Linked DNA regions of Mus musculus: region 1 is linked to region 2. Evidence: chromatin loops called from intact Hi-C (ENCODE). Cell type or tissue: gastrocnemius. All regions are shown on one strand. Links, peaks and the distances in the headings refer to the core of each region. The heading gives the core; the rest is flanking DNA.

Region 1 (8,000 bases), core at 1-8,000, 61 kb after region 2:
AGCGATTAAAGAGTCTGAGCAGTGGTAGTGTTAACATTCTGAGCCAGCTATTTTTTTCTACAGTTCCACCATGCAAGTTTGATTACAATTTCACTTCTGGCACTACTACCTTTTGTGTTCCCCCCACTTAATCATTGCTGGCCAATTCCCTGTTTTCATTATCTATTTTCATAAAATCTCAAACAATTGATCACTGGGAAACAAGGAGGAGCCACACCACATATTTGATTTCTGTATACAAACTGGTAAGAAGTACACAGCGACCTCTTTCACAGACTGAAAGAAGGGATGTAGGTAGTCACTGATCATGTGTGTCTGTAATCTACTTCATAATTAGTGGACTGCAGAGCTGGCAGTAAGGTTTATATGCAACTTCTAGTCTTATATACTGTCATAACTGAAGGTCATGCTTATAAGAACTGCGTAAAGTGAGGACTGACTGAATGTCACCTCTATAGACTTGATAAACATCATAACACTGGACAGCAGATAGAGAAGTTGTGATGAGACTACAGATTTTCTTAAAGGAGCAACTCAAAGTTTTTAAGGCGCAAGAGACACTAATCTAGAGAAGGAGTTGAGCATATTTATATATAGTGAAGCAAGCAAGCAAACAAAAAGCAAATGTGTTTAATGCACCTGAAGACTATGAGCCATGGTGGTTTTCAGAGTGCCCTAGATTAGCAGCATTATTATCTGAGATCGGGTTAGGAACATGAAGACCCAGATCCCATTCTGGACCACTCAATCAGGTACTCTAGGACCAGCGCTAAAACATTAGCCAGGTATGGCAGTACAGCACTCACTTCAGCACTTGGGAAGCTTAGGCAGGATTGGGGATTTGAGGCCATCCAGATGCTAGCTATATATATAACCAACAACAACAATAAGAACTCCCCCAAAATACTCGTTACTCAGAATGGGGGGGGGGAAATTTTCAAATAAATAATCACTGTTTCTAGATCAGGCAAGAAAAACACATAGCACTCACTATACACAGGACATCATGCCTATGTTCTGTACTAGGAATACAAAGCTCTACCAGGCTCCAACCTCAAACTACTTACTAATAGGAAAAAGTGATGGCCTAAGAAAGAACAATGATGTAGGGGTAACAAAGGGCAAGTGAAAGAACACATTTAGAGATCAAAAGAAGGAGAAGACTGGGGGAGATGGGAGCTAGCAGGGCAGACAGATCAATCAGTATCACCTTGTTCTGGTATAGAGACCAAGACAAGAGATGACAGAGATGTTCACCGTGTAACATTCCAGTGTGAAGGAACAGAATGAATAATGAGAGCATTAACTTGTCATGTGAAGCACGTTAACTATACAAGAACCCTGGCAACATCTTTCAAAGTCCTGCTAATTTCCTTCTGCTCAAAACTTCAAAACCAAAATAAAGTCAAATGCTGTTTCAAGATGAGAATCCTAAGACAATGCCATTATAAGAAAATTACAAAATATGTGTTAATCAATTTACTAGGTCACTACTACTCTCTGTCACTGCTTAACTACAGAGTCAGCGTAAGCAGAGAATGGAAAACAAAGAAGTACAAAATGGAAGTATGCAAAGCTGAATTCAAAGGTAAGTACTTAAAGAGAGTTACAAAGGGGAGAGGACTCCTAGAGACTCACCAACATAAAACGAGCAGTTGGAATGCAATAAACTTTCAGTCCAGAAGCGACAGAGCTCGCTTTCAGTCAGAGCTTCAACTCCATAACAACCTTGATACTCTACTTTTGGTAGCACGTAAACTGGAAATTGCTGCAATGCAAAATTGCATTTTGTCAAAGCTCTAAATCTGATCTCCACATACATTCCATGGTACACAAGTGCCCACAAATCATAAATACATACAATAAATCAAAACCCAAACAAAAACAAAGTTTGTTTTCCAAAGAAAATACATTTGCCTATATAGCCAGTAACTTTTGAATGCTTGCAGGAAATTTAACTTTATTTTGCATAGTGTAGGATTTGGGAAGGAAGATATGGCTACATTTGCCTCCGAGGGGTGGATTCAGGAAGCAGAGGATGGACAAGGGATCACTAACCATCGCCCTCATCACCAACATAAACAGGCACGCTCCCTGCCAGCGAATGTGATTCACAGCAGATTCTTTGGAACAGAACCTGGTACATACAATTGTTCACAGGCCCAAAGCTAAATGCTAGAAGGCAATAACTAACATATACTAATAATTCTCAAAAGAAAAGAGAAAGGACCCTCCCCTCTTTAGACATTAGCCACTCAAATTCCTGAGCAGCTGGTTTTCTAAGAATGAGCATTAATAACCGTCAAGAACAACTGTGGCTATTGTTAAATTTACAACACAAAATGCTTTATTCCAAGCACTAAGCATGTGACAAATCATCCATTTAGAGCTTACTGGTCAGGATATCAAGAAGATGGAGCAAGATGACTATGCCCATTACTGGTCTAAGGGAGAATGTGCAAGCAAGTACCTTCTTGCAGAATACTGTAGCAGATGTTTTTTCTGCCAATGGAAACTTAATTCTTTCTAATGGTGCTGGACATTAAACCCAAGGTCATGTGCATGCTACACAAGTGCTCTACTACTGAGCTATGATATATCCCCAGCCTGAAAATTCTACTCCCAACAGGATTCTCCATTCACTGCTACAAAAGAAACAAGGTTTACAGTACCTACTCAAGTGACTTGGCTAGTTAGCACTTTAGGTACTTTCTTTCACAGATCTAAAAACATTTAATCATTGTTTCTCAGTTTCTGGCTTTCCTAACGTGGTTTAGCGTCTTTCGCACACCAGTGATGCTAAGAAAAATTCAAACACAGCATTTCAGCCATCAGCACACAGAATGGTGTGGTTTGTATGACTACTGATGTCTGTAAGATGTTGAATGGTATATCCCTATAATGTAATGCATGTAATAACCTGGTGACCCTGCTCAAATGTAGACGTAGGTGGTGCCTAAGGCTTTCCATTTTTTAGAAGTTGTAGTTCTAAGGACCATAGTTTGCACCTGCAGTAAAGATCACAAAGTGGCTTATCAATTAAAAAATTTGTAATTGGATTAAAATCATTGTATCATATAATAATTCTGTAGCAAATGAATGGTAAACATGATTAGGCCTCCCAACTTTAAAGCAAATAGAACCTAGAGACAAAATTTCCATTTTCTATTCCATCTCCAGAATGCTGAGAAATTTGGGCCACTGATGGCCCAGCAGATAAACTGTTTGCTGAAAAACCTAACAATCTGAATCCACACAAAATATATATAGTGAGAACAGACTCTAGCATTGTCCTCTCATCTACACACATGTTCCATGGCACACGAGTGATCATATGCCACTTACATACATACAATAAATCAAAACTTAAACAAAAATCTCAAGCCTCATGTCAGAGAGCTAAGAAATGTGTTCAGTGAGATGGTTGATTACAGCAGAAATAGAACAGAACAGATGATGCAAAGCAAAGATGATTATCTTTCTGGATCTTAATTGGATTATATTATTATTTACCCATGGAAAGTAATCTCCAAGATACACACACACACACACACACACACACATATATATGTATATGTGTAGATAGATAGATAGATAGATAGATAGATAGATAGATAGATAGATAGATAGATGTATATTTGAGGGCAGTGTACTTCACTTTGATATTAAACCAAGTCTTAAATCTGACTTTACTTCTATATGCATTCTACTGCCATCTCCAGGAAGTCAGGGGAAGGGCCTGAATGTTTTCTTTCTCCTTAGTATCTACAATTGAAGTGCAAATCACAATTTGCATCAAGATTTGTGATGTAAAAGTTTCCCATTTCCCCAGAAGGGCAGCTGTAGTCTATGCTGCCTAGGTGAAAGCTTTTCTTGCATCTGTTTGCCAGTTTTTACATAAACCTCTTAAATCCTAGGTCTGTTCCTAAACAGAGTTCACATTCCGTCTTTTCAGGACCACTGAGTAACTTCTATTCTTCCTAACATATTGCAGCTTTAAGCAGTCCTTTTTCCCTCAGGACCTAGGATGCCAACCTAAAATTTCAATAACTGGATCTGAAATTGTTAACCATTTTAAAATGCAGCACCCAGGATATGTGGTTAACTGGCAGTCAAGAGCTACTAGCTACTTAGCGGTTAGGTGGCCTGGAATTCACAGTTCTACACAGAATGTGTAAGCTTCAGTTTTGCCTTAGTCCACATCAGCCTCCCCACTTCTGCTCTCTCAAACTGGTTGCTCTTTAAGTTCTCTTCAAACAAGAGCTTTTACAAGCACAGGTGTTGCTGGCTTTTTTGTTGTTGTTAGTTTTTTGGATTTTTTTTTGTTTTTGTTTTTGTCTTTGTTTTTGAGACAGGGACTTATTACTCTGTAGCCCAGGCTGGCCTGGAACTTAGCATGTAGAGTAGCTGGCCTCAATTACTGACAATACTCCTGCCTCAGCCCCCCAAGTGCAGAGTTTTGTTGAGGAAGATATCAACAATATAAAACTACAGAGGTAAGGAAAAAAAAATCAGAGATGATAGTCTTGAACATCAGGAATTGTGCAAACCTGAAAACCTTGTCTAAACAAGCTGGTTCTCATGAAGGAAATACTGCAAGGAGACACTCTTAAATGGCAACATCTTAAAGTTTTTCAAACTAGTATGGATTCCTTACAAAGATTCTTAGCCTTCCAGCCCCTCAAGTTTTCTCATCTCATTGAGTTTCTGTGTTGCTAACATTTCAGAAAAAGAGAAAAGTGGGGCGTAAGTCCAAGGGGTATACGTTACAGTACGGAAATTATACCATGTGTGCTAACCCACCACATAAAGAACAACAATACAAGGGGCAAGCATTCCCAGCAAAGCTTTCAAGTTTTACTCCGAGTTTGATAGTCAGAAATATGACTTCTATTTAGATATTCTTTGGGGCTCAATTATTTTGACATCTAGGATAAATAATTTTTCCTAGATGGTTATAGCTTGATATTTATAAATTTTACTTTTTGAGAGAATTACAATGATCCTACCAAGTTATACTGGTCAAGAATTAAACTGGTGTCCAAAGTTTCCCTGTGCTATTTTTATTTAGGAGGTACTGGCATCAACAGTATTTTGAACATATAAATAAGAAGACAAAGTGGTACAGATTCACAAGGTAGAATGTGAAATGAGGATGCCTATAAAAAAATGAGAGCACAAATAAGTATAAAAATTAAAACACACACACACACACACACACACACACACACACACACACACACACACACAAAGGGGATAGATTGTTCAGCAGTTAAGAGCACTGGCTGCTCTAGAATCCAGGTTTGATTTCCAGAACTCATAGCTCATAAATGTCTGTAACTCTAGTTTCAAGGGACCTAAGTCCCTCTTCTGGAATCTTCAGACAACAGGTACTCAGATGTGGTACACAGGGGCATGCAGGAAAAACACCAAAGTACATAAAAGAAAATAATGAAAAAGTTTACAAAAAGAATACAATTTAAGACATTGTCTTGGCCTGGTGAAATGGCTCAATATGTCAGTGTGTCAGCTGCTTCCCACCAAGCTCATGACCAGAGCTCTATCCTACGATACATGGCAGAAGAAGAGAACCAATTTCCAGAAGTTGTCTCTGACCTCCACAACTCCATTCACACATGTATGTGCATACATGTATGTGTATGCATGTACAAACACATACCTTCTCTTAATAAATGACAATTTCAAAAAAAGAATGCTTTTAAGAAACAATAAAAGACACTTCAGTACTTCTTAGCAACCAATTATAACATGCTTCTCTTTATTTCCCAGACTCCAGAAGTCACATGGAGAGTGTCAAGTGATTTAAGAGAAGCTCAGTTGCAGAAGGGATACTGGGAAAGCTGTAACAATCATTTGCTTCATTTTCTGAGGAGACTTTATATCACACTCCAAGAGGAGCCACAGGGGAAAGACCGCAGAAACTGGTGCCCCAGCAGCCTTAAACTCCAGGACTCTTAAAGTTTCTAAAAGATGTCGAGAAATGTCTCAGGGTAAAGAAAGGGCTCATAGGTGACAAGAAAATGCAAAGTCATACACAGATAGGAGTGCTAGTCTGGTCAAATCAATCTAAATGACGTTTTCCCTAGAGTTTCTATGCACTAGTCAAGGCAATTACCAGCATTTACGATGATGGAGTGTGTATCTTATTAAAACTGATTTCAACATCTTACTAAAAGAAGTTTACCCAGAAATATTATAGGAGTGATCAGTAATTTAAAATCAAATTTTGTTAGAACACCATATTTAGCATTTGGTATTATCACTCACATTGCCACATCACAACTCTCAGATAACTTACTCTTCTGATCTTCTTCCGTTTTTTGGAGCGTGGTCTCGTTTCTACCCTCTGGATGCTGCACCGCACAAGTAACAACAGGTCTTGTAGGCTGAACAACTTGTAGACAAAGTTTCCTTCTTGAGGAGCTATATATTCTGATGTATCTTCCACATAGTCTTGAAGTTCATATGGCAATCCTTGAAAAACATTCCTCATTACCATTTAAAAGTATGCAACCCCTTTATGCATTGTAATCTGGGATATAGTAACTCAATTATTGTGACTGTCAATTCTCCACCTTGGGCCATATTTACTTACAGACATTGCATCAGAAAGCTGTCATCCAGAGCTTTAAGGTTCTTTTCACAAATACCTCCATGAGCACTGGGCAAAACATGCATCAGGGTGATAAGCATTGAGAAGGAAGAACTTTAAAGGTCCCGCTAGTCCCAAGCCAGGAGGAATGAGGAGCATTGTCACACTCCTGTAATCCACTACAGAGCAGACAGAATGTCTGGGTAGGCCAATGACTGTGATCCCCTCCATAAGCTTAGTAGCCCAGGTATATACCAAGTAAACAGATTATAGCATACAAATAAGTTGGATAGATATACAAAGAGGACATATTTCATACAAAGTGATCAACAGACTGAAGTAAAATGTTAGTGACTAGGTAAAAATTATAAAATGGGTTATAATAGTATGAAAGAAGAAAGAAAAGTTAAAGAAAAGGAAGAGACAAACTGGTAAGTTCTTGATATTCACTTACGTCCTTTAGGCTTCTGAAATGCAGAGGGCCAACTGGATTTTGGCCAGGGAGCGGCATCCAAAGCAGCAGAGGGTTGCTCAGAAGCAGGCGGCTGTTTAGATTCTTCTGAATTAGTCAAGGGCAACTCAGGTACTTTCCTGGAAACTGGTTTTAAAAGCTCATCCTGCATTTTTAGAATTTCTCCAACTGGATCAAATTTTTTGTAGACTCTTTTGATAGGTTTCTTTAAAACACAAGATTCCTCAGAAACAGTGGTAGTGGCCTGATTCCCTGCAGAAGCCTGTGCTGAAGAATTTGGCCTAGAACCTAAATCAGCTGTCTTCCCATCACAACTTCTACTCTCTGTATCAATGATTAAGCAGTCCTCATCTGTATCACTGCCACAAGGAATCCCTTTCTCACTTTCAGCTGCTTCTGATGCAGTAGCTGTGTTGTTGGGATTGTTTGCATTCCCCTGACCACCCTGTCTTTCATCATTGGTACACAGCACACCTACATCACTTTCCTTAGAAATTCCCTCAGTTCTGTGGACTTCATTATCTTGTGTTAGAGATTTTGCATTGGCACTGGGGACCTCTTCACCACATGGTTCAAGTCCTTGATCATCTTTATTTTTGCACCCTTCAGGACCACCTTCCACACCAGAGAATAGCTGTTTCTCCTTCTGTAATTGTTTCATCAGAATCTGACATAAACTTCTAGAATCATCAGTAATGTTAGGTGTAGCTGATGCCTCAGGTGTAGCTGGTGCCATGGGCATAGTGGGTGTGACAGGTGTAGCTGGTGCCACAGGCATAGTGGGTGCCACAGGCGTAGCTGGTGCCAGAGGCACAGCTGCTATTTTGGGGACTGCGTGGACATCTGTCATGAGGGGTGCAGAGGAGTCACTTTCTGAACTTGGTGACCTAGGTGGACTAGTAGTAGTTACTCCAA
Region 2 (16,292 bases), core at 4,318-12,317:
TGCAGGGTTTCCTGCCAGGACTTAAGGGAGGGAACTGAAAAGCTGTTGTGTAGTGCCTGCTGATGGTCACTCACATCCTGTTTGCTTTTATCCTGGGACTAATGGGACACCATAGCTGAAAGCCCCAGCAGAAATCAGACACCGTTGTCACCTTACCCTTTCCCTCCAGTGACACCTTATTCTGGAGCTGCATCGCATGTATTTAAACAACTGAGAGAAGATGGAATGGTGCTTTCTCACCTGCCAAATACAATCTCAGCTAGCTAGTGGGAACCCATCCTCTAAACTAGTGCTTACCAACCTGTGGGTCTCAACCCCTTAGGGGTTGCATACCAGGTATCCTGCGTTTCAGATATTTACATTGCAATTCATAACTATAGCAAAAGTCCAGTTCTGAAGTAGCAACCAAATAACCTATGGTTAGGGGCCACCACAACATGAGGAACTGTATTAAAGGGTTGCTGCAACTGGAAGACTGAGAACCACTGCCCTAAACACTAGTCACAGAGATTCAGTTTGAGCCAAAACAGAGGTGGAGCTTAGTGGAAATGGAGCCTCTGGGCCAGCAGTCCTTACCTTCATGGAGTCGTACAGCCGGTCAGCGAAGTACAGGGGCTTGTTCTGGATGCACTGGACTGTGGGAAGGAGACAGAGGTCAGGGCTGCCCGCCTGGCCCTAAGACACTGACCAGAATGGGCCCGTCCATGGACAAAGGCTGTAGAAGGCTAAGGGGAACTCAGAATCTTGTGAACTAGCAGGCTCTACCCACTGCGGTACCTTCAACCACGAGGTGCAGAGGTCACTGACGACCGGGTGTCTATGTAAGCTTGCCCAGTATAGCCCTCCCTTCTCCACCCAACTTAGCCCTTCCTGGCAATTTAAGCCCATTTCATATCTTTAAATCTACAGTCAATCCTAAAACTCTCCAAGACATGCAGAAAAGCCACCACACCTCTCAAGTCCCCTTGAAGCAAGCACACAGCCATTCCTTCCTCCTGTTTCTGTCCTCCCTGCCAGGGAGGAAGGGCCATACTTGCTCACCCAGGTTCAGGAAGGCGTTCTCCAGGTCCCCTTTGACCTCTTTCTTGATGCTCTCCAGCATGTCATAAGGGCTGTAGCTCTTGTACCTTTCGAACACTAAGAAAAGCAACAAATGATATCAGAAGTGCTAGTCAAAGCTGCATGCATGATCTATGTAATTAGACACTTTGATTAAACAACAGCAGCAACAAAAATAAAACAACCAACAACTAAAGGTGATTCCTGATGCATCCTAGGGGTAGGCGGTCATCTAGGGGCTGGAGGTCACCTTGGTGGACCAGAGCTGATTTGTACCTGTCTTGCCAGAGGACCCAGGTCTAGCTCCTGTCCCTAATGGCTCTGCCTAGGCCACAGAATGTGACCATCTCTATGCTCTCTCACTGGAATCCATCTATGTGGATGTCATGTGAAACAGTAAGAGCCGGGTGGTTATGTCCTGTACTTCAACAATCGTGGCAAGAACAAAGGATCCTCTAGTAAGAAGGGGAACAGGGGAAGCCCAGGGAGACGGCTCGGTTGGCAACATGCTTGTCTTACAACCAACCAGAAGGCCCTGTGTTTAGCCCCCAAACCCAAAACCCATGATTTGAAAATCAAAATCAAAACAAAACAAAAAAGCGAAACACGATGGTGTGCTTGGTGTGCTTGCAATCCCAGCGCTGTGAAGGCTGAGGCGGGTGGATAGCAGCTCTCTTCTGTCCAGGTTGCCTAGCCTACTTTTTTAATTCAAGGGCAATGAGTCTAAAAGACAAACCAGACAAACAAAAACCACCCCAGGGTGAACGGTTCCAAAGGTGTGACACCTAAGGTTTACCTCTGGCTCCCATATGCACAATCAAATACAAATACATCCATGTGAACACACACACATACACACACACAGTGAAACAACTAACATATCAAATATTGAACATATTTGGGGACAGAGGGTTCACAGTGAGATAGGAGGCCAAGTGATTTGATAAAGGAAACTGAAAGATCTGCGTGGAGAACAGGTGTTGTTCTGGAGATCTATCTGCTCCTCGGTGCAGCCTTCGCCACCTGAGAGCCTCCAGGCCCCGAGGCCTCGCTGGCACGGCACCCACCTTTCTGGAGGTGGCACACACTGCGCTCAGTCATGATGCTGATCCACTTGGGGACGTCGGTTCCTTTCCTCTTCACCCCGGCATCATAGAGCTCCTGTGGGAGATGCAGCCAACCAGAAGTTAACCACACACCCCTAGCAGAGATGCAGCCAACCAGGAGAAGTTAACCACACACCCCTAGCAGAGATGCAGCCAACCAGAAGTTAACCACACCCACCCCTAGCAAATGTTACTTAAAAAGCCCATTCCAAGAGACAAGTGAGCACACGAGCTCATACTGCAGGCGTAACCCACAATGCGCCACTTAGAACAGGTGTGCTCAAGTTCTGGCTTCTGGGGCCACGCTGAGCTATCTCCCTAGACCACAAAGCCTACTTGTAGCACGTGTTAAAAACCTTTCTCTTATACTTGAGTACTCCCCAGACTATATTAAAGTGGAGGTGCATGATTTTGTCTGCAGCTATTATGACTTGCTTGCTAAAAGATAACCAAACAGCTGACCCCTCTGGGTGAGGCATACCTAGTTTGCAGCTGTCTAAATTAGCTTTATGAGGAAGCCACGGGCCCCTGTCCCCACTGAGTGGAGCAGGGAGCCTTCCTAGCCTGGTGTGCCTACCTCATCTGCTCCGGCTTCCCTACCAGCTTAGTGTCAGGACCTAGCACGTCTGTGGAATCAGAGCCTGAATGAGCCAACGGGAAGTGGGTACAGAGCTGGTAACTGACCCTGGCATTACAACTACGGTTCCTGGAAACAAACCTCATATTCTCAGATGGGCTGAGGCTTTAAAAGGCCCATTCCTCCCTTAGAAGGGACATCACTTAGTTTTACCCCTCCCACGGCTGTGGGCTGGATTCATGGACACACTTCTAATGATCAGAATATGACAAGAATGTGTGACACCTGAGACGGAGTCATAAGAGCATGAGGGCTTCTGGATCCCTCTTGGATCACTCGCTCTAGGGAGGGCAGCGGCAATGTCATCAGGGACATTCAAGCAGCCCGTGGAGGCCTACGTGGAGGAGTGCTAACATCTCTTGCCAACAGTAAGTCACACATGAGCCACGTGGGAAAGAACCCTTTGACCTGGCCATGCTCTCAGTAATTACAGTCCTAACCAACTTGTCTTGTCTACAACCATATGAGAGACCTTGAGCCAGAATTATCTGATCAACCCAGTCTCCATCCCTGACCCAGAGGATCTGAGAGATAACAAATGTTAGTTTGAGGTTATTCATTGTACATAAAGAAATAGTTGTGTGAGATACAACCCCTCCAAATACACACGCCATGAAGCTTGGCACATACCCGGGCATCCTGGTCAATCAGCTCGTAGTCAATAACTGAGCCATCCTCTGCTCGTCTGCCCTGTAGGGGAAAAACAAGAAGGACCATCAGACCTAGCTCTTGGTGCATTCTAAAACTGGAGGCAGGGAAAACAAAAAACAAAAAAACAAGGACCATCAGTTTCCTCTCCACCCCGGGTGAGCCATAACCTCATTCCCAAATGAATACAGCATTTCACATGTTAATCTAGACAAGGCCAACGAAGAAAGAGATGGTCAGGGAAGGAAGTGGGTAAGCTCTGTCTCACCATTGTTAGCCAACCCTGGGTACGCTAGCCTGAGTGAGCATCTTACTGAATTCCCTGACCCATGTCCCAGAGAAGCTGAGCCCATTTAAGTCTCATCCGTCAAGCTGTGTATAATGGTGAGACTCATGGCAACTGAGAGTGCCGTGATGATGCAGTATGCAAATGAAGGGAAGAGCTATTGTAGTAAACAGTAGGCTGAGCCCAGAAGTGCTAGGACGGGGCCTGAGCTGAACCCTCAGGGACTGGCAGTTTGGTGGTGGCCAGGGGCACTCTGCATTCACAGGCAGAAGGGGAACAGGTCTACAGGTGAGTGGTACAACACCCAAGGTCATCACAGAGAAGAAGGAAAGAAACACAGTGATGAAGATGGGGGTTCCCAGGCCCAGGGTGAAGGTGGTGGAGCTTTCTGAAAGGGTATAGAAGCTATGGGTTTTGGTCAAAGAAGCAAGATACAAGTAGATTCTAAAAAAGACCCAGAGTCTGCAGTGCCTGGATGGGGAGCAAATGAAGACAGGAGAGTCACAGAGTTGTCACTGTCATGGAGATGCAAGTGGGCCAGGCTGCAACACACTCCTCAGTCACTTGCCACAGGGCTCCCTGAGAGAATTCCCTTCCCTTGAGAGACTGGTGTTTAGGTGCATGCCGGCCGGAACTAGAGATTCACGGGAGACATTCCTTACATCCACATTAATGTGGTAATGTTAGCAAAGTGCCTCAAAGACCCACACATATGCCAAAGGACTAGTGAGGCAAGGTTTGCATGTGCGCGCACACAAGCGAAAGGTGAAAGGAGTGAGGTCACTTTAATGCGTCCGCTGTGGCCACAAATAGAGGCAAAGTGACCTTCCTTTAGTCACTCGGTGCAGGTTAGCACAGAAATCCAGGCCAGAGCTTGGGAGCTGCCCACCCCTCCCCTGGCCCCGCGTCCAGTTGTCCACAGGGTTCTGCAGGATAAGAAATCCTATTAACAAATATGACAGTTCTGCAGAGACGGGAGTGCAGCGGAATTTCTGAGCAGGCACAAGGATTTAGTTAATTCCCTCCCCAGTATAGAAGGAGCTGAGCCTGCTGTGGAAGGAGGCAAGGGGAGGGAGGGAGGGAGGGAGACCAACCTTTGCAAGGGCGACCATCAGCTTTCGGAAGTCTCCAGATGTGTCAGAGATGATGTCCTTCTCCAGATCAGTCTTGTACACTGAGGAGACAACACATCTGGCTTGATGCCCCCCGCAGGCACACCCAAGCACCCAAGCACCCACTACAACGGGTCTGTCACCCACCAAGTTTCAAAACGCAGGCATTGTTGTTTAGTGTAGAAATAGCCTGAGTCCCCAACTGAGGATGGAGTTTCTAGAAGGGGGTCTACTCACAGGAGATCAAATCTAGGGTGACTGTCAGTCTAAGGGACAAACAAGCCTAAGTCAAACCCAGGGGTCCCCGGGTTCTCTTTAATCAGCGAACTTGTCTCTGACTAAAATATTGTTTCTCAAGCTGCTAAGATGGCTCAGTAGATAAAAGTGCTTACAGCCGCATCTGATGACCTGAGTTCCAGGCACCGGACCCCCTCACAGTAGAAGGATAGAATCCGCAGCCTTGAGGGTTGTCCTCTGACCTCCACGACTGTGCCTAATGTGCTAAGTGTGTGCTTGAAACCCCAGTGCTGTGGAGGCAGAAGCAAGGGCATCCCAGGACTCACTAGCCAGCCAGCCTCGACTAATTGGTATGCTCCAGGCTTAGCGAGAACATTGTCAAAATGCAGGTGGATGGCTCCCGAGAACACCACCTGAGGTTGACCCTTCTCTTCATACTCATGAACGCAAGCATGCACGGGAGCACGCATGCAAGAGTGCGCACGGGGATGCACAAACGCTCTGGGCTAAGAGGGTGGGTCTCAGAAGCAGGCTACTCACTTTCCTTGTACACTCTGTTGATCTCTTGCAGCTCCTGGTTGGTTCGTGAGCAGATGATCTCAATGAGGGAGTCCTCGTCAGTCCCCAGGCCCTGGGAAGCAAGACACCCAGACATCAGCAGCCTCCCTCACCTCAGCCTCCCTCGAGGCTGGCCTCCGTCAAGTAAAGAGCAAACAGATGGCTCCGTCAGGGTCGCCCCTCCTGAGCAGCCTGTGCTCTGCTCCTCAAACACTACATAAAGCTGCTTCTTTTCTTTTCTTCTTTTCTTTTCTTTTCTTTTCTTTTCTTCTCTTTTCTTCTCTTTTCTCTTCTTTTCTTTTCTTTTTCACATCACCAGATTCCAAGATGTTGTAAGCAGAACATCTATATTCTACTATGTTTTTGAAAAACGAATGAGAAGAGACAGCCTTGTAGTATCTATCCCTGAGCACCAGAGGAGGCCACGGGGTTCCGACTCGATATCTGTCTTTCTTAGTTCCTATCTCAACCACCCACCATTTTAATAAACAGGAAATAGTTGTCTTCATTGACCAAGAAGTGGTGTGGGGCCGCTGTCAGCAGCTGCCACAGATTAGAACATCTCCTTAGCGGAAAGGTGCTAGTTAGGATGAAAATTCGCCTCTCTTCTTTGAAACGCAAAAATGGCTTAGTGTTTAAAAAAAATGCATCCTGTTACTTCCATTTTTGCTTGATTACTCTGCACTTTTCGGGTATTTAGGAAGAAGGAATAACAAAAGTGCCAAATAAGCCTAGAGGCTAGCACTTTATTAGGAAATGAGAGTTTAATGAGTGGGATATTTGAATTTAATATATACACTTTTGAGCGTGCTAGGGAGCTTGAAAGGACTCAATGAAACGTGTATTTCAAAGCTGGCTTCCTGATCAAAGTCAAGACTTAATAACAAGGGTCTTCTAGTACATGTCTTTGCGAATATAGAGGTACCACTTTGAACTAAGTAGAATTACAACTGTATAAATGTAAATCAATTATAAGGTGTTAATACAATAAGAAAGGTACTTACCCACATGAAAAGTGTGTCAGCTATTAATTAAACTTATTAGAGAGTAGATGCCCCTTTAAAATGTGCCTTGTATAATCTAAGCTAAGCCCCGGGTTAATAGTTAATTTTGAATCTTAGTCTTAATCTAATCTTTGACTCTTCTCCCCAGGATTTTAATCATAGTTTTTTTCACAGGTTCCAGTGAAACCCCAAATCCTTCCCTTGTTAGCCAAAGGTCTACATAGCACTCTGAACCTCTCAAGGGGTGTGCTGAGATGGTCACGGAGCATCTCTGAGTATTTCCAGGGAGAGGCAGGCTTTTCAAAGATGACAGAAATAAAGTCTAACTCATGTGTCAGAAGAAATGCTGGGTCCTGACACCGAGGGAAAGTGAGCCGAGCACAGTATCTCGCCTTCCATCGCCCACACATCGGAGAAGTCTAATAGGGCTTTATCTCCACTTTCAAAGGTGACCTTGGCAATTTCTAAAACTTGGCCCAAGCTTTCCACAGCTTAAGAATAATTCTTATCACAGGGCCAACCTCTCCTGTGACATACGGCAAAACACTGCCACTGGTATTGCCCGATGTGAAAACAGATTTTTTTTGAAAGCATCATTTTTGCTAACGTCACTTGAAGATCTTCGGAAGAGTCACTCAACCATGATAGCTAATGGAAGAGCTGGCGTCTGGTCAAAGATGGTGCAGTTAAAGCGCCTTTCATTGGACCCAGTTACTTGGATTAGTGGAGTGACTGACAGCTCACACAGGTCTGCTTTAAGTCAATAATACCCGACCATAGATACCAGTGAAATCACATAAATCTCAACTAAGTGGATTCTTGACAAAAATAAGATGAACTGATCCAAGTGTTGATAGTTAAAGAAACCTGGGAAAAAATTGGCTTACACATGACCCCAATGGCCCAAAGGCTTGGCAATCTCAGGAATGCTACTATCATCAAAGCTGTTGTTGGCATGAAAGTACACTCTCCTTTTCTTCTTTCTTCTTCTTCTTCTTCTTCTTCTTCTTCTTCTTCTTCTCCTTCTCCTTCTCCTTCTCCTTCTCCTTCTCCTTCTCCTTCTCCTTCTCCTTCTCCTTCTTCTTCTTCTTCTCTCTCTCTCTCTCTCTCTCTCTCTCTCTCTCTAGACAAGGTCTCAGATATCCCACCCTGGCCTTAAACTTCCTTGAGCTTTTGATCCCCCTGCCTCCACTTCTGGAGTGCTAGGATTATTAGCCTGCACCCTGTGCCTGGTGTGTCACGGCACTGACTGGTACCTCCTCTGCAGTACAGCCTGCCTAGGATGCCACTTGAGCTATGCTGATGAACTAAAAAAGAGACAGAGAGAGATTTGACAAATCCTACAGTGGCTCTGGGCTATCAGTTCCAGGGTTCTGGTGGTACTCTATGTGTGAAGGGGCCTCATTCCTAGTGTGTTCTCCAGAAAGGATGACAACCCAACAGGGTGACATACAGCTTCCCCTCATTGAAGATGCCTTACCAAAAAGTACCAGCAGAGGGCAGCCTCAGATTATCCAACATGTCACAAGTACACAGAGAAGGGGCCCTGAGCTTTGCTGTGGCAGACATTTGTCTATCTCTTACATTTGAGTAATATTGGGTAGCTTAGGTGAGCACAAAATCCAAGGACGTTTCTAAACTAGAATTTACTAATTTAACCTCAATTCCCATGTTCAAAATAGCTTTGCAAAATCAAAACTTAGATAACAATATTATGTCCTGCAGAAACTTCCCATTGGATTCAGGTGCCAGTCCCACCCTGATATCGACCCTCACCTGCACTGCATTGCTGATTTTTGGACCAAATCCAAATTTTGGCCCAGCAACGGATTGGGGGGGGGCAGGGGGAAGCCAGAGGAAGCAGCATCCAGGAGGGCATGGGCAGAATCTGCAAGCTTTACTGAACAAAAGCTGTTTTTCTTTCTCCTTAATACCACACATATCCTCCTTAAAAAGGAAGTGTAATCAAGGAAGCAGTTTTCCCAAGAGGCATTCCAATCGCCCAGGTGCCGAGTCTCAGCAGCTGCTAACCATCACTAAGCTGCTAAGCATCAGGAAATTTCTTTGCCGTCGTTAAAAAAGAGAGAGATTGAAATATTTTTGGTTCAAATCCTGACAACTTATAGCATTGGGGGGAAATGACTTCAAATAAGACTCCAACACAACTGACAATCACCTAGTTACACTCAAAAGGCTGTAATTCACAGACGCTAATGGGCAGGTTGACGGATGACACCCCACACGTGTTTACCTTCATGGAAGCTTTTAGTTCCGAAGCATCATACTGGGCAGGTGTCTTCAATAGGCCCAAAATCACCGTCTCCAGGTGGCCAGATAAGGCTGACTTCAGCGCTGACGGGAGCTCCTGTAAAAGGGAGATGTCTCAGAGCTGCTTGGAACCAACGTCCACTCTGGAACCAGCGAGACAGAAATAAGATGGCTCTCTCTGAAAAGCAGGCTGTGTGTGAGTCTTTGACCACTCTGCCGTTTGGGGAGAACTTCCTCGTCCCCTACATCAGACCAGGAGGGCAGAAACCACATGGTAAGGGAATCCACTAACACCCAGGCTGATCACTAGGTAGCTGTAGCTGATAGCTCCTGAGAGGAGAGCTAAGAGTGGAGTCTCAGGGAGATTTCCAAGTCAAGCTGAAAAGAAGTGAGGTAGAAAGACCAGTGGAGTCCTGCAGGTCTATAGAGGTCCCAGGGAAGGCGTTTGTGATGCTGCTCTAGGGTGGGACCTTGTAGCCTGGAGCTAGCTGTGCTAGCGAGGCCGGGGGTGGGGGGGAGGGTGCTGAGCTTTCCCTATGTAAAACACCGCACCTCGCCCTGAGCCATCTCCCATCTCCTCCAGGTTGGGGCGGTGATGAATATGATGTGAACTCCAGCCCCTCAGAGTCCCTTTCAACTTCCTGTTGGACAGTGTCATCATCACGCCACTATCATCATGAACACACAATTTTAATAAAGTCGGAGGTCTGAGGCAGCACTCAGATATGTAGACAGATATCCTTAATTCAGGGTGGCTCTTAAAGATATTTCCTCGGCGACTGGATACTCACCAGCCATGGGAATGGACTAGGCCACAGCTGCACTGAACTGAACTGCATTTATTTTTATGTGGGGTGTGCGTGTTGCATGTGTGTGTGTGTGTGTGTGTGTGTAGGAGCATATGCGGGTTAAGGTCACAGAACAAGCTTAGTTGTCATTCCTCAGGTGCCCTCCACTTTCTGATTGAGATAAGGTCTCTTGTTGGCCTGGAACTTGGCCCTGTAGGCTGGCTGGCCAACAATTTCTGAGGCTCCACAAGCCTCTAAAGGTAACATACAGCAAGTGTCAAGAAAGTCAGACCTGGCATGGATGCGAACAAGCATTAGGCCCAGCCCATTCACCTCCTCCTTCTGGCTGCTGATGCCCTAACCATGCATGGGAGGTAGGAAGGTCTTTCTAAAACAACACATACCAATTATAACACCAGCTTTCCAAATTGGAACCCTGAGGTTAAGTGACTCCCAACTTGGTCTGTCCTTGACACTCCCCCTCCCGCCCCCACCCCCATCTCTGCTCTCACCTCAGGGGACATCTGGGGCACCTACTGGATTTTTCCACTTTGACTTGAATTGCTCAGAATGCCCAGTATAGGACTCAGCACAAATAAAAATCCCAGAAGGGATCAATAGAACAACAACTGTTCTCTGCATAGAGAAACCTTGTGTCTAGCACTAGTTTGAAGGGACAAAGCATAAAATGCAAACTTCCTCCCTGTGTCCCTCTTTTACTAGCTGTGACAGTATCTGCAGCAGCTCACCACCTGGGCAGGGTCCCTCTGTCCCTCTAGACCAGTGGTTCGCAACCTTCCTAGTGCTGCAACCCTTTAATAGGGTTCTTTGTCCTGGTCAGAAAGGCCACGGTGATCCCAGCCACAAAAGTATTTTTGTTGCTACTTCATAACTGTGTGTTTGCTGCTACTCTGAGTCATCAGGTAAACATCTGTTTTCCGGTGGTCTTAGGCGAGTCCTGTGAAAGGGTTGCTCAACCCCTGAAAGAGATCATGACCCACAGACTGTGAACCACTGCTGCAGACCAGTCTTGACAAACAGTGCACCTAAAACAATACTAGGACGTCCTTTTAGAAAATTACCTCAGGCAGTTGCGGCATCTTCCTGTGACAGATAATCACCCTGGACCATTAAGTATCATCAGGGCAGTGGGCTGTCCTTAGCACGCGCTAATGCCTGTGTGTTTGCTGACCCTTCTCATGATTCTAATAATGTGTTTACTCCAACAGGCTCTGCAGGATCTGCGTTCTCCAGCTACCTAACATGAAGCCAAGCTCAGTGTGCACACACAGTTCCAAGGCCACACTGAATGAGCAGTTATTTCCTTCAGTCCAGAATAGTGGATCTCCTGTTCCAACGGGAACTTGGCTCTTGCAGCTCTCAGATCCTTTGGGACAGCCAGAGACATAAAACACTCCCTTCTGAGCCTCACTGCAGAAGATTAACACACGTCATCCCGTGAAAGGAGAATTGTAATGCATGTGGGATGAAGGGAGCTAGCTGCTTTCCCATTTACGTCCTTTCCCAACTGCTTTGGAGCACGGAGGACAGAGCTTCAGCCAGGCTTGACCTGGAACTCCCAGGACCTGGTGGTCACGCCAACTCCAGGGACACACAGTTTCTCCTGGCATTCTTTCAGGTCAATGCTACTGTAGCGGGGAGTGAAAGCCTCAAGTCAGGCGGGAGCCGCATGAGGTCACCCTGATGGCACTGTCCGAATATAAGTCAAAAGCTTTTAATAGCAAAGCGTTAGAGATTAAGTAGCATATCCTTAAAGGTAAAATGTCCTAGTGCTGTGGGAAACTAAGGTGGACAAGACGGGGCCTGCTTTAGCCACGAGTGGACGAGCAAAGGGAAAACACACACAGAAAACTCCATAAACACTAGGAGCGAAGCCTATTGAAGATAGCAGGCTGGACCACAGCACTTCAGCCACGATGAATCTGATAAAGAAGCTGTGTGTGTGTGTGTGTGTGTGTGTGTGTGTGTGTGTGTGTGAGATTTAGAGCTCTCTGAATCAGCTAAATTGACTGTCTGGGGAGCCCCAGGAATCCTATCTAGCGTCCCTAGCACTGGGGTATTTAGCTCTTTTAACGTGGATGCTGAAGATTGAACTCAGATACTCATGCTTGTGTGACAAGCACTTTACCAACAGAGCTGTCTCCCCAGCCCCTCAGTGTAAATGAGAAGCACACGTTAGGACTCACGCCCAGTGGAGGAAACCATTCTGAAATTACATTCACAACATCTGACGAAGAAGCCAGAGAAGCCATGAGAGGAAGTGAGTTGCTACCTAAGCACAGCAATGACAGAGTCAGCACATAACCCGTGGGACCATTGCTTCTCTTCCTTGTCGTCTATTCCAGAATGCCTCCCTCGTGTGTTCCAGGATGTCACCTTTCCATTCTACCTCCCACGGCTGTACCTATGAAAGCAGCAACCCTCTCAAGGATATAAGAGGGAAACCTTGGACATCCAAGAGTTCTAGAAGGATCCTTTTGGTTAAAGAAGATCCACAACTCACAAAAAGAAAAAGTAATGTTGGACGGGGTAGGGGTGGAGAATGGGTTAGCAGGTAATGGTGCTAAATGTAAAAAAAAAAAAAAAAAAAAAAAAAAAAAAAAAAAAAAGCCAGATGTGGTATCCCCAGCATTTCTGTGACAAGATAGAAATTGAAGACAGGGGAATCATCTGGAAGCTTTAGGGCCTGCCACCCTACGGTATGCAGGGCAACACAAACAAGGGACACACACACACACATATTAATTAAGAACAGAACAGGCAATATCTGAGAACATTAACTCAACAAGGCCTGCCCTCCACACTAAGGTTCCAGTACCTTTTTGGTCCTTCTCTGATAGGCGAAGGCAATGTCCTGCCTCTGCACATTGCTGCGGTTTGTCAGGATGTTGACAATGGTGACCTCATCCACTCCTGTGGAGAATCAAGTTATGAACAGTTACCCCACCACACGCTTTAGGAGACGTTCACACAGTGAAATCCACATACTCTCTCCCCAACCCAATACTAGAATGTCACGACTAGCTCATCCCTCTTCCTGACCAAACACAGGCACCCTCATTACCTTCTTCCCCAGAAAGCCTTGGACCTTGGGCCTCAACCCTTTAAATATTTGCACTTAAAAAGCTATTTTATTCATAAATTGGTTTCCAAAATCAACAGTGGGAGGTACACGTGTGGAACTCTGGCAGTCAGATGGAACGAACAACAAAGATTTTAAATGAAGGTCCCCAAATTGCCACTTAACTGGAGAATTAATAGACAGAACCTTCAAAATGAATTAATAGAGACAATTATTTATATTTATTGCAAGATTATGGCTGTATAAATGGCTAGGTATAATTTTTATAATTATACCAGCTGTCATGACAAATGAGTCAGGCTTAATATGGCAGTTATATTTTAATAGCTAATTGATTAATAGAACCACACTTATTGAAGATGAGATTGTCTCACAAGGAAAGTATACATCCTGTGCTTTCAATCTTCAATAGGTGACTTTAATAATCAATTTTACAACTGTATTAAAAAAGAATAAGTGCTTTAATCTAAATTAAATCTAAATTGGGAGTTTTGAAGTGCCACCCAAATGTTTCAGTACCTATTTTAATTGGAACATGTGTATTTACAAAGATAAGCAAGGTTCGAGGTATCTGAAAGTTTCCAATTTTTATATCAGAAATATTCCTCACATGTCATTTAACTCAGCAAAGCTCAGTTTTGAGGATTCAGGCAGCAAGAGAGCTTTCCGCTGTCTGACTATGAACTTTGCTCAATAAAAGGAAAAGCCTTTGCCATGACTGGTGGGCAATTCCAGAGTCCCTAAGCACAAAAGGTCACTTACAGACTGCACCCAACTTGTCTTACAGAAAGTCAGAGGCATCCCAAAGCACTTGGAGCTCAGAACTATGATGTTTGGGCGGCAGAACAATGAACAGTTGGACAGTGGAAGCATCCTGATGCTTCACGCGCATTTACAACGTGATAATTTCCGGGTATAAAAAGAAAGATGCTTTAAAACATTCATGTACTCATTTCCAAGTGGGGTCACGTACTAATAAATGTCTAGCACTCCACTTAGATTTTAGAGTAGTCAGTGTGAATACAGTGTGAATACAGTGTGAATACCCTATTGCTAGACACTGAGGTGGGTTTGAGGATACGGATTATCACCCTTGTATGTCCAATAAGGGACTGATTACATAATCTCATTTTGTCCACACACTGGAATACTATGCTATGTATGTGGTCATTTAAAATAAAGCAAGGTGAATTATTTTTATTCTTTTTTGAGGATTTTTTGTTGTTGTTGTGCTTTTGTTTGTTTGTTTTTTCAGTTTTTTGGTGGTTTTTGGTTTTGAGACAGGGATTCACCCAGCTGGTCTCAAATTCACAGAAATCTGCCTGCCTCCTGCCTCCTGCCTCCTGCCTCCTGCCTCCTGCCTCCTGCCTCCTGCCTCCTGCCTCCTGCCTCCTGCCTCCTGCCTCCTGCCTCCTGCCTCCTGCCTCCTGCCTCCTGCCTGCTGAGATTAAAGCTGTATGGACTATACAAAGAAACCCTGTCTCGAAAAACAAACAAGCAAAACCAACAAAGGAATATGGATGGATCTGTGTAGAAGGCTGGATCTAGAAGCAGATTTGTCAAAGGTTTCGCAGTATCATGCTGATGACAGTCAATGCAGAGAAACTGAACAGAGATCCTCTACAAGTGGGCAGCTCTGGACCCTAAACCCTCTAAACCCTCATCTGCATCAGTGCTGTGTCACAGGTAGTTGCTGGCATGTCTCAAGAAGCCCAGCATTCTCTGGGCTTATGTGCCTTGAGCTGGCACATAAGGCATAACCTATGCTAAAGCACCAGAATACCCATTGGTGATATTATCTTTAAAAAAAAGATTTATTTATTATGTATACATCATTCTGCCTGCATGTATGACTGCAATCCAGTAGAAGACACCAGATCTCATTACAAATGGCTGTGAGCCACCGTGCAGTTGCTGGGAATTGAACTTGGGACCCCTGGAAGAAGAGACAGTGCTCTTAACCTCTGAGCCATCTCTCCCGGTGATGTTATCTTTAGACCACTATTGCTTCCTTGACCTGATGTCCCAGTGGATGAAACAGTTTGTTCCTGTGGAAAACTATCCAGCATAGCTTGAAGCTGCAGGGACCAAGCGGCCATTGGCCACCACAGTCTAACTACAGATGAAGGAGGTGGGGCAAACACTCAGCCATCCAGGTGGGCATTGTAATCAATACTGACGGCCATGCCTTCAAGGTTAGCTCCAGAAGCTTAGCAGGTAAGGCTCTGCATCCGTGCACTGGGTTCTTTCCAACTTCTCACTTCCCCCCATTTAAGGAAGGACTGGCTAGGTAGAAGGATCTGAGATCTAAAGAGACTGTGGGCCAGACGAAAGCGTCCACAGATCCCCTACAGCTGCATCTACAGGCGGCTGTGAATAGCTCAACTTGGGTACTAGGAACCAAACTTGAGTCCTCTGCGAGAGCAGCAAACATTCTTACCTGCTGGGCCCCACTCAGGTGATCTTTGTAAAAACTTATCCAACAGACTCAAATTTTACAGAAGTCAAGTGGCCTAAGCCCAACTAAGACCCAAGATGTAGTGACACACGGGTGCAGGGTCGCAGTTAAGCATGTTGTCCTTGGATGAAGATGGTTGGCTAGTCTAATCACCTGCATATTTTCAATATTCCAATTGAAGACATGGTTAAAAAAAAAAAAGGTCCATCATTGTTCTAAGCAGAGTCTACCTGAGGGAGGTCTTTGCATAACTGACAGCTGAGTTCCAGCAGTGACTTTGAGGGGCTGAGTCTTCTCAGCTGCCCACCATATTTTTCAAGCATTAAAAGGTTTCAAGCATTGAATCCAAACCCACAAAGCCCGCCCCTGCTCTCTTCCTCTCTGCGGGCTGAAATCCTTGGTCTGCTCTGGACTTCGGCATTCCATGGAGAATGCGTGTCTCCACTGTCTCTGGCAGGGAACCAAGAACCCTCTGGAACAGGATGCTGATTCACAACACCAGAGACATGCTGACTGCACATAGAGTAGATTCTGTCTGTCTGATGAGGGCTCAAGAGGCCTCGGGGTGGGAGCTGTCTGGTTGGAAAGAAAAGGAAAATTGCCTTATCTAGTTGGGGGCGGGAGGATAGGACTACAGCTCAGATTGCTGGCTATCTTTGATATCTTTGGCTTAGAAGAAATCCTCTGTCTTCACAAAAGGGCCTAAAGTATGCCAGAGAGGACCGGGCCAGGGAGTCAGGGATACTGTGATAGTTGTTATTACTGACTTGACAGGATCTGAAATCACCTAGGAGACAAACTTCTATGCATGACTAGTGAAGGGTTACCTAGGTAGGGTTGACTGAGGTGGGAAAGCCCACTGTAAATATGGACAGCACCATCCCATTGGCGGAGGTCCTGGACTACGGAAAATGGAGCACTGTGAGGGGAGCACCAGTATTCCTCGCTCTGCTCCATGCCTGGTGCACTATGGCTGGGCTATCCGACTATGAGCCAGAGTAAACCCTCTCTCCCTTAACTCGCTTTTG

What was found. Peaks named below come from ENCODE experiments on the same cell type or tissue, not always from the same donor. Only the 100,000 strongest peaks of a DNase experiment are listed, where the experiment ranks them.
Region 1: a loop joins it to region 2, with 6 times the contacts of the local background. A loop is called at or near these places in 23 of 42 quality-filtered maps.

The regions. Positions count from the first base shown.
Region 1 is chr9:69,415,429-69,423,428 of GRCm38, reverse strand. Ice2 (interactor of little elongation complex ELL subunit 2) reads right to left here. Exons shown (of 16, transcript NM_145618.3): 10 at 7,068-8,000; 11 at 6,320-6,495; 12 at 1,639-1,768. Among named protein-coding and RNA genes, the nearest start is that of Ice2, 21 kb to the right of the region's middle. In gastrocnemius, for the core only: a CTCF peak has its summit at 3,718 (motif pointing left); no DNase peak of the experiment used is centred there.
Region 2 is chr9:69,472,398-69,488,689 of GRCm38, reverse strand. It overlaps Anxa2 (annexin A2), which reads right to left. Exons shown (of 13, transcript NM_007585.3): 4 at 12,543-12,637; 5 at 8,899-9,012; 6 at 5,626-5,716; 7 at 4,831-4,910; 8 at 3,433-3,492; 9 at 2,127-2,220; 10 at 1,042-1,137; 11 at 577-635. Among named protein-coding and RNA genes, the nearest start is that of Mir3109, 24 kb to the right of the region's middle. In gastrocnemius, for the core only: no CTCF peak of the experiment used is centred there; DNase peaks (open chromatin) are centred at 8,143 and 8,451; H3K4me3 peaks cover 896 bases; H3K27ac peaks cover 2,822 bases.